Regions from separate parts of the Homo sapiens genome. Here region 2 is linked to region 1. Evidence: chromatin contacts called from ENCODE Hi-C or POLR2A ChIA-PET data. All regions are on one chromosome and are shown on one strand. The core of a region is the stretch at or near the end of the contact, and the rest is flanking DNA. Distances in the headings are between cores, read along the strand shown. Region 1 holds the start of UMODL1-AS1 (UMODL1 antisense RNA 1). Region 2 overlaps SLC37A1 (solute carrier family 37 member 1).

Region 1 (4,897 bases), core at 1,757-4,256:
TTGCAGACACGATTAAGTTAAGGATGTCAAGATGAGGTCCTCCTGCCGTTGGATTTGGGTTGGCCTGAAGTTCAGTGACAAGTGTTCTTATACGAGACAAGAGGAGGAGACACAGACACAGAGGCCAAGATTGGAGTGATGCAGCCACAAGCCAAAGGACTCCTGGAGCCACAAGATAAGACACTGGAAGAGGCCTGGGAAAGCCCCTTTCCTAGAGCCCCAGAGGGAGGGCGGCCCTGCTGACACCTGGAGTTTGGACTTCGCCTCCGGAACGGCGGGAATACATCTGTGCTGTTTCAGGCCCCCCAGCTGGTGTGTTTGTGATGGCAGCCACAGGAGACCCGTGTCTTGCACCTCTAGGACTGGATGAATCCATTGTAAGCATTCGCAGCACCCCACTCCCCACGCTGTTCAGTGGTCCTGCAGAAGTTATTAAGCTCCTTCTGCAGGCTCTTGCCCGGCAGGGTCCCGGGCAGGCTGTGGCCTGCTTCCTCCACATTTCAGAGCTGAGGTGCTGGTGCGGGCAGGTCTCCTGAGCTGGGGGGTCAGCTGTGTGGCCAGTGATGGTGACGCCTCAGGCCGTGCATGGCCGGGGAGGCGGCCCTGCCTCTGCACTCTTTTGACTCCATGACTACTGGTGTCTTCGGACGCCAGAGTCGGGGGAGCAACCATGGGGCACCGCCCCTGCCTGGGGAGGCAGCACGAGGCCTGAGCCCAGCTTACAGGGGGACATCCACCCCCGCTGAGAGCCCCACCTTCACGGCGAGGATCTGTAGAAGAAGACATTTGATATTACTCGGCAAAAAAAACAAGAAACGAAAACACAAAAAGAGCTCCTCTGAAGAAGAAAAGGTATTTGCGCTGTGGTCCACCTAGAAATAATGTTGTTGGCACAACTAGAGCATTCCTCAGTCATTCAGGAGCACTCCCTGCCGGTGCGTCCACATGTCCCAACCCCGATAGATGAGGCGCTGTTCGCCCGTGGAGGGGTCAGGTTGTCGTGACCTTATCTTTACCCTTAGGCCGTCCATCCCGGGGCCTGGGGTTTCCTGCGCCAGTCACGGTGGGCTGTGTAGGTGGCCATGTGTTCGGTCTTTCCCCAGGAGGTACGTACCATGTGCTGGGAGGCCTGGAGGCTGAGCCGCCCCCCGCGCCTATGAGTTGCACCCTCACAGCGGCGGCCAAACCTCCTGCTCACTTTGCCCCATAGGAAGAGGTTAGAGTGAGGCGGAACGGGTTGGAATCCCAGCTCTGACACTCACTCACTGTGGGATGCTGCACAAATGACTTCCTCTCCCTGGGCCTCAGTATACTCATCTGTGGAATGAGATTACAGCAACATCCCACCTCCTATGGCGATGGAGTAAATTAAGGCACAATGCCTGTGTGGGTTTAGCCCAGTGCCTGTGCATGGCGACAGTGCATTTCTGATGGCCCCTCCAGCGTTCAGGGCTAACTCTTCCAGGATTAACTTTCATATCTTGGATGAGAGCTCATCTAGGAAGGTCTCCTAGCAACCCCTGGGTTCCCACTGGTCCTTCCGCCTCACGGGGCTCCTTTTTGAACCCCTCACATCATTTCCATTCAATCTCTTGCTCCTAACAGCACGGCCCCTATTCCTTCTCTTTCCCAACATCTGCTCTCAGGAGAGATTCTCATACAGTGTGCATTTGTTCTAGAGTGAGGGTCATCACTGGGCTTCTATGAGGCACCGCTGTGAACCCTCTGCACCGACCTTAGCCAGAGGAGCAGGACTCCCACCGGCATCCTTCTGCGTAAGAGGCCTTGTGGGTCTTCTGGGGCTCTGGAATCAACGCCGCTTTTCCTGGGGCCAGAGTAGGTGGAGCTGAGCTCCCCAAAGCTTCCAGTTTGCTGCCTGCTCCCACCCGCCTCGCCACTGCGCGAGCCCTTTCCATCCCCTCTGCAGAGTGAGAGAAGGGCCGTGAGTGAGGATCCTGGCCTAGGGCTGTCACCATCCCCCTCACCTGCTGGCCAGGCTAACCTACTGCAGGCTGCTTCCTTTCCTTAGGTTCACGGGTACCGCTATTTGTCCAGCGTCCATTTGCGGTGGCATTAGGATGAGGTGCTCTGTGCCCTCTTTCTCCCAGTGTGAATCTGACACACGCCCCCAGGAGAGTCCGAGGGGCATCACTTCTGGAGGACGCCCTGGGCCCTGAAAGACAGCTCATGGTCCAACTGAGGAGCCTGCACCTTGCTGGGACAGGGTGGCCCAGGAGATCTGGGGTCTGTACCTGCTCCTGGACCCTCTCCAGCTTGTTGTTCTGGGTGGGGCCAGCTCAGGAGGGGCACCTGGGCTGGGAGTCTCTGAAGCAGCTGCCCCCATTGCTCCAGGAGAGGGCTCAGCCCTTGTCCCAGCTGCGGGGCCAGTGGGAGCAGTGTGCAGCGTCCTGCCCTGGGCTCTCGCTGGCTCTGCGCCCTCGCCTGGCCAGCCCGGGAGGGTGCAGAGGCTCACTGGCAGCTCTTCCTGCTCCCACACCTGCCTCTTCCTCTGAACTGGAGGGCCGGCAAGCCTCAAGGCTTAATGCAAGACTAAATACAGCTGTCAGCGCCTTCCTCTGAGCTCGCTTGGGAGCTGTCTGGGGGGACGGAGGAGTGAAGATTAGGTGAATCACCACGCCCCAAAATAGACATCAGGTGCTTGGTGGTTTGAGCCAGCGTCTTGCCTGGTGCCTCTGCTGTCCTCCGTGGACTGCAGCCCAGCCAGCCTAGGCTCCAACCCCAACCCGGAGCACCCCCAGGAGAGTTACCTGTAGGCTGGAGGTTGAGTAGCACCCCAGGAAGAGGTGTGGGTTGGCACCAGCAGTGTTCTGATGGCAAGGCAGCCCCCAGGCCATGCTAGGGTGGTGGCATAGCTGTTGTGGCAGCTGACGAGCTTGCTGTTCTCCAGGGAAGCTGCTTCTGTGGAGACCGCAGGAAGCACAACAGAAAAAAACCCACAAAACGAGCCTCAGAGCACTCAGCAGCAGGGTTTTCTTTGCCCAGAACTGAACTGGTCCTGCATCGTGGCTTAAATTCCACCTGAATTGGAACTTCTCTGGCATGCCGGGTGTGGGTTCGTTCCCGAGCACCTCCACCCGCAGCTCTACAGAAGCACGCGCAGAAGGCACTGTCACCTCCAGCAGGGCCTGGCCCTGACGACCTCGGCTCAGCCACCCCATGGGAGCTACATTGTCCTTGTCCTCACCTTCATTCCCCTCAGGCGGGCCCCCCGGTGACATGACATCACAAGTCTTTGGGCACAGGAGGAGGGACATACCTGTGGAGACACCCGGGTGCTCTAGAATATGGCGCGGGAAGTTCATGTTGTACTCCGCTGGACCCCACCCCCGGCGTGGGAAGTTCATGTTGTACTCAGGCTGACCCCCACCCCCCCCACGAGAGAAGTCCATGTTATACTCAGGCTGACCCCCACTCCTGGCATGTAAAGCTGGTGTTATGCTCAGCTGGACCCCCACCCCCGGTGTGGAAAGCTCATGTTATACTCCACTGGCCCCCACCCCCGGCGTGGAAAGCTGGTGTTATACTCCGCTGGACCCCCACCCCCGGCGTGGAAAGCTGGTGTTATACTCCGCTGGACCCCCACCCCCCATGCGGAAAGTTCACGTTATACTCAGCTGTGTCCCCACCCCTGGCTCAGTTACTTTCCTATTTCTTGGTTGAGACACTAAGTATTGGAGAATGTTGGCACATCAAAGAGAGAGGAGAAAACATTTCAAGTTTTGGGTGTGGAAACAGAATAAAGAAGAGAGGGCTACATGCACACCCATGGGTGCTAATATTTAAGGAATGAACATTTCCTAATCTTTGCCCCCAAATAAGCCAACCAATGTGAAGGTGGGCACAGGCAGGCCGTAAGGTTGTCATGAGAGTGTTGGACGGATGCCCCAAAATGCCCCTGCTCCCGGCCGTTCACTGCAAAGACGGCTAGGAAGGACTCCTTCCAGCATGGGTCTGTCTTCTGATCACTCTTTGGCTGTTTTCTCATGGGTTTTGATTGTGTCTCCCCCTGGCAGACTGGGACGAGTGTGTGGACAGCGCGGAACACGACTGCTCACCGGCTGCCTGGTGCATCAACCTGGAGGGCTCCTACACCTGCCAGTGCCGTACCACCAGGGACGCCACCCCCTCCCGCGCAGGCCGGGCCTGTGAGGGTACGTGTCGACCCCCCTGCCGACTCTGGGAAGACCCCCTGCCCGAGAATCTGGGGGTGGGGCAAAGCCCAATTCTCCATAGGCACAGGGCTGAGGACCTATGGTAATGTTAGGGGCCTACAGAAATGTTTTCATTTCAATTTATTTTAAAATCAGAAGAAAGAAATTAATAGAAGGATAGTAAATATACATAAAACAATGAATCTAGCTTGGATTACACTCATCTCTATCTAAATGCCATTATAAAATGTAATTTTTGATAGATTGTTAAGTGGAGGGGTGCAGGGGTCCATGAAGGCCAAGTTCCTTGGGCCCACAGAAGTCAGGATGCAGCCCGGGGTCGAGGGATTCCTTCCCCAGTGGCCTGGAGCCCGAGAGGGTGTGGCCTGGAGCCCGAGACAGTGTGGAAGCCCAGAGAAGCTGCAGAGAGGCCCGATGGGGGCCGCTGAGCTCTAGTCCTGCTGTATCGGCCCCCAGTCTTTTCTGTGGACCAGTTCTGATGAGTGGGTCGGGGATACCTGGGATGCTGAATTGAGCAGCAGGAGGAGGCCACGTAGGGACCTAAAATGCAGTGACTGATTAGCAATGTCGGCCCGGACACAGGCGTGGCAGAGGCGCCCAGCCACTGGCTTGCCAGCCCCTGCTGAGGGCTTTCTAGCTGGAAGGAGCAGCCGAGACCAGTTCCCTGGGGAGAATATTCCTTAGACACTGCGTGTGCTGTCCTG
Region 2 (4,897 bases), core at 1-2,500, 420 kb after region 1:
TGGTGGCCTAACAGAGAGCTTCATCCAAAGCGCTGAGACTTTCTTTCCTTGCCAGAAAGGATGGTTTTCAGAAACACGAGGACAGAGGCCGGGGCTTCTGGAGCAAATCCACTGTACCCACATAGCCTTTGTTCTTTGGGCTTTGGGATAAATGATAGGCTCGCCTTTTAGGGTTTCGCTTTTTTCCCATTTGGCCCTTGCCATGGGCTTGGAGAGGAAGAATTGGAGAAAGGCCATTGGAAGATAGTTCCCTGATGAAGAAGAGAGCACTGGGGAATTTCTGTCTTCAGTCAGCAGGTATTCTGCGAGTTGGTTTGGTTTGGTTCCTTCCCCAAAGGCACAGGCATTCCAAAGGTTGTAGTTTTGTGTCACACGGAGCCACCAACCTTTCTTTCCCACCTGAAATATGGCCTTTTTTTTTTTAAGAAAAATCTGGAAATATTTATTTGACCCCTACTTTAGCTGGTGACCAGAGAAGAAGGCAGCTCTGGGATCCTAGGATTTTAGTTACTTGTGGAAAGCTTCCCTCGGAGTAAATCACAACATTAAAAATGTAGATGCGCAGCTGGGAGAAGCAACCCCTTATCCCAGGGACTCTCGGAAACGCTGCCTTTCTTTGTCCTGTGTAGGACGCCGCCTTAGGTAATTATTGATTCAGGTTGTTGGTGGCGCCATTTGAAGTCTCTTCCCAGGCCACAAGCAGGACAGGTTCTCCAGGGTAGGGAGATGTGCCTAGGACACAGAAGAGCTGCCCCTCGCCTTCCACTCCTGTCAAATACTTCTTTCTCCCAACCCATTTTGTTGCCCCAAAAAGTATTTTTCTATGCGGTGGTTGAGACTCTTAGACTGGAGTTGCCCTTTGTCTTCTTTCTAAGGCACCTTCTTTTCTTCTTTCTTCCTCACACTCATGCTGACTCTTTCGGCTGCTTTTCTCCCAGCCAAACTGAGCGAGGGGCTTTGTACCAGTGTTTCTGTCACTGGCCTATTGAGAGCCTGCCAGCGTCACTGCCTTTTTCTCTTTGAGGGCCGTGAAATATTTATATGTCTGCCTTGCTTGTGTGCTTCTGAAAAGTTGCATAGAAACCAAAGAGCCAAAAATAAATATGATCTTAATTGCCCAGGATAGCAGGCTACGCCAGAAACTTGTGGTTAGTTTTGTTGTAAACTAAACATTTCATCGTGCTTGTTCTGCTTTGTAAACTCAAGTGTGCATCTCGAGTCCCAGGTTTCCCTTTGGTTACGGTTTCTTTAAATAGATGAATGCTTTTGATATTGTGACGTAATAATAAGAAACATGCTTTTGGTCTCTGGCCCTGGTTCTGGGCACACAGCTCCTACAACCTTTAGTGCTGAGTGTCTTTTTGTTTGCTAATGAGGTGACTGTGGCGGGCCCCAGGACAACCTCCTGGGGGACTGGTTGCCAGGGCAACCGACCACGTGATTAGAGGTTGGGACTCCACCCGTGGACCTCTGGGGAGGGGAGGGAGCCCGCAGAGGTGGAGTGGATCACCAGTGGCCGGTGTTCTGCTCGATCGTGCCTGTGTAATGAGGCCTCCACAGACTCCCTCAACGACAGCGTTTGGGGGCTTGCAGGCTGCTGAGCACGGGGAGGTTCCCGGAGGGTGGAGCCCTGGCGAGGGCACAGCAGCTCCGAGCTCCCTGCCCCATACCTCGCCCTGTGCATCTCTTCATCTGTATGTATTCTTTGTAACATCGTTTATAATAAAGCAGTAAATGTGTTTCCCTGAGTTCTACGAGCTGCTCTGGCAAATTAATCGAACCTGAGAAGGGGTTCTTGGGAACCACCCTGAGAGCCAGTTGGTCAGAGGAGCAGGTCACAACCTGGGGCTTGTTGCCATTGGCATGTGAAGCGGGGCAGCCTCGGCCGGAGCCCCGCCCTGTGGGGGCTGATGCTGACTCCTGGAAGACAGTGTGAGAATTGAATTCACTTAGAGGACATCCAGTGTCAGCTGGAGAATTGCTTGGTATATGGGGAAAACCCCTACACACGTAGTGTTAGAAGTATGGTATGTTGTGTGTTGTGCATGAGGGTAGGAAAAGCAGTCTGGTTTTTCCTGTCTCTTACAGTGTTCAGTTTCCATTTGGACAAAGCAAACGTGGCAATATTTTTTAATGTTCCAATATTATAGTGACATAAGTAATATTGATAATGGCTGTAGAACTGAATGAATAATACACAGCATAAGAACGTTTCAGAACACAGTGATATGTATTCCTAACATAACTTCTGTTATTTCATATCATCCTCTCCCACTGTTTTGTGTTTCAGGTACAGAGCCTTCATTTTTATTTTGACATTTCTGCTGTATGCAAGTTTTCACTTATCTCGAAAGCCTATCAGCATAGTTAAGGTAAGAATCATGGAAAGCACTGCCTGTCGTCTCTGTGAGGAGTTCGTCACTTGAAAAGCTTGTGGGGCAGAGGATGGGGATGGTAGCAGGTACATGGGGAAACAGATTATGTAGAAACAAGTTATTCTGCTGCTTTGGCTTTTCGGTTTCCCTTTGCTAAAATTAAAGTCTTTTAAATGTTTTTTGGATTTATACTTTCAGAGGTAGTAGACTTTTAGTTTTATTAGTTGACATTTCCAGAATTTGAAAGCTTAGCTAAATATTTATTTTATCTTGTGTGACTGTTCCTTCCAAATGTATCCAGTCTTAAGTGGTTCCCCAAATTCCAGCTCTTCGTGCGATCCAACCCTAGGTCTGGCTGCGGAGGTGGCTCTCCATTGTTCTTGGAACGCTGCATTTTTGTCTGAGTGATGGGTGGGCAGGAAGTTGTTAAGCAGGTGTTCTACTAGACTTTGAGAAAAGAAGATTAAAGCAGACAAGCCTACATAATCACCAGTTATAACCTGGAGAAAAGCAGGAATAATTTTCTTACCCTCATTGGGATTACGTCACCCGGCCTGTAGACCATCAGGGGCCTGAGAGGCATTAGAGTCTCTATCGTAGAAGAACGAGGAAATCATCCACTGCCAGAGACAGTGCATTCACAGCCCAGTGGCCCCTCGCTCACTCTCCGGGAGTTGGCAGGGACCCAGCTCCAGGACTGCAATTCTGTGACCTTTGGAGCTGTGCTTCCTCCACTCCTGCCGGTGGCTGAGCCCTGGGTGGCTGCCCTCTGCAGCCCTGGTCGGCAGAGGCAATGCAGAGGCTGGCTGTTTTGTGACGGTCCTAGGTTCCCCACTCTCCAGCAGCTTTCAGGGGATGTTAAACATTCATTTACCCAAAAGATTCTAAAATTCCCCCTTGGCCCCTGATAAGCAAGAAACTTCCATGCCTCTCAAGTTGTTGACTGTGGAAAACGTTTGCAGACCTTTGAAAATGTGGTTTTTAAGAGAGAAGAATATGAAAAGAGGTGGTGGGCCTTAAACACTCATCCGCTTGACAAGAAACTCTCAAATCAGTACCAGTAACCAGTCATTATAAATCTGAATACTACTACTTCTTGTCTTTCTGGTTAGAGAAATATACAAACAGCTCAAGAAAATGGTAAATTATAAAGATGGAAGTGACTATTGAAGAGACTTGGTGAGCGTGTTGGAGTTGAAGGATCTGGTGTAGTTGGGGAGCTTGTGTGGGGTTTCAGGATTGACCTAGAAAGGTTGGGTGTGGATTGTAGGGGAAGAAAAACAGCTTTACAGGTGGGAGAACTGCCTTGAGTGCTACGTGCAGGGATGGGCATCTCCATGAAGGCACCACCTGTTGGGCTGGGGGGCTGTTGGGGCAGATGTAGCGTGTAAGGTGGGCTGGCCTTTGGGGGAATCTTTGTCAGGCCACAGCTGTTGGGGTCCACCTGATGACTATGAGGGCCCCTGTGAGCCAGGAGCAAGTGGGAGCCCTGTCCCGGTCCCTCTCCCGGCTTTCCTGGTGGTCCATCTCAAAGCCCCCGCCCCTGACTCTCGTGTGTAGTGGTGTCCAGGCCACTCAAGACTTAGGGCTTCTGAGGAGGCGGCGTCAGGGTCAGCTCTTAGTTCAGTGTCATAAGTAACAATATAAATAACTGCCGCTTACAGAGCCCTGGGGTATGACAAACTGCCACATACATTACCCCTGTGATCCTCACAGCAACCCTGCGAGTGCCCCTGTGAGGAAATTGAGGCTCGGGTCTTCGTTCCCCAGGCAGGGCTGCCACACACTCGAGAATTCCCTGTGGGTCAGGCTGCCTCCAGGGCCCCTACTCATCCTCTCTGTGCCTCAGGGTTTGTCCGGGTTTAATTACCTGAGTACAGTCCCAGCATCACCCTCAGAGCCTCCTAAACGCACAGATTTCCTGACCTAGCAGCTGCGATGTGCCTGGGCATGGATTGGCTTGACGCTGAATCCTGTGGGTTTCTTTACCTTTCAAGATAGATCAGAACATCACACCACATCAAAACTAAACTTTATAGTGCCTTCTGAAGCGCCCGTGTGCTTGAGCTCATGATATAAATGGCATCAACGAAACTGAAAGTAGTAGTGATTCTGTTGACCCACAAAACAGTTGAGTGATTATTTATAGCCTGCATTTCCCAGAATATTGTAAGCAAAACCAAAGCAAAATGTATTTGCTTACTTGAAATTGAACCAGAGGCTGTGAATTAGAAAGTGAGTCTTATTCTGTTATGTCATTTATAGAATGACACGGCACACCAGGTCACATTTAAGTTAGTTAAATGGAATGTTTAGACTTACCTTTGATCACTGCTGATTAATTGTATTTTTCTCGATGATGATGATAAAACCAGGGCTGGGAGGATAGTGGTGTTATAAGTGCAACCCTGTCCCTTCTATCTGCTGCTCCAGCTGTGGCCTAGCCTCAGGACTCAAGGCAAGCGTCTGCCCAAGCTGGTAGACAGGTGAGTCTGACTCCCAGCAGAGATCTTAGTGCGAGC

What was found. Hi-C counts contacts between places; a loop is a spot of excess contacts on that map. ChIA-PET counts read pairs that join two places held with the same protein, here RNA polymerase II (POLR2A). Pooled maps may share reads with other maps.
Region 2: a loop to region 1 is called in a pooled map, with 3 times the contacts of the local background. The contact joins the enhancer-like site here to the promoter of UMODL1-AS1 in region 1. A Hi-C loop is called at or near these places in 1 of 168 maps with a recorded cell type or tissue (OCI-LY7) and 1 of 50 pooled maps. POLR2A ChIA-PET finds 5 or more read pairs at or near these places in 2 of 52 experiments (CD8-positive, alpha-beta memory T cell and Panc1).

Annotation. Positions count from the first base shown.
Region 1 is chr21:42,105,528-42,110,424 of GRCh38, forward strand. It overlaps UMODL1-AS1 (UMODL1 antisense RNA 1), which reads right to left and starts at 3,007. Exons shown (of 2, transcript NR_027243.1): 1 at 2,769-3,007. UMODL1 (uromodulin like 1) reads left to right here. Exons shown (of 23, transcript NM_001004416.3): 10 at 4,035-4,172. RefSeq lists an enhancer at 2,156-2,275 and a silencer at 2,252-2,546.
Region 2 is chr21:42,523,486-42,528,382 of GRCh38, forward strand. SLC37A1 (solute carrier family 37 member 1) reads left to right here. Exons shown (of 20, transcript NM_001320537.2): 3 at 2,291-2,372. It overlaps LOC107987299 (a long non-coding RNA gene), which reads right to left. Exons shown (of 2, transcript XR_007067878.1): 2 at 2,115-4,897. Among named protein-coding and RNA genes, the nearest start is that of SLC37A1, 12 kb to the left of the region's middle. RefSeq lists an enhancer at 1,711-1,800. Within about 2 kb of position 1,251, at least 28 of the 41 ENCODE cell types and tissues checked have a DNase peak (open chromatin) inside an H3K27ac peak, as active enhancers do; they include OCI-LY7, where a contact is called at or near this core.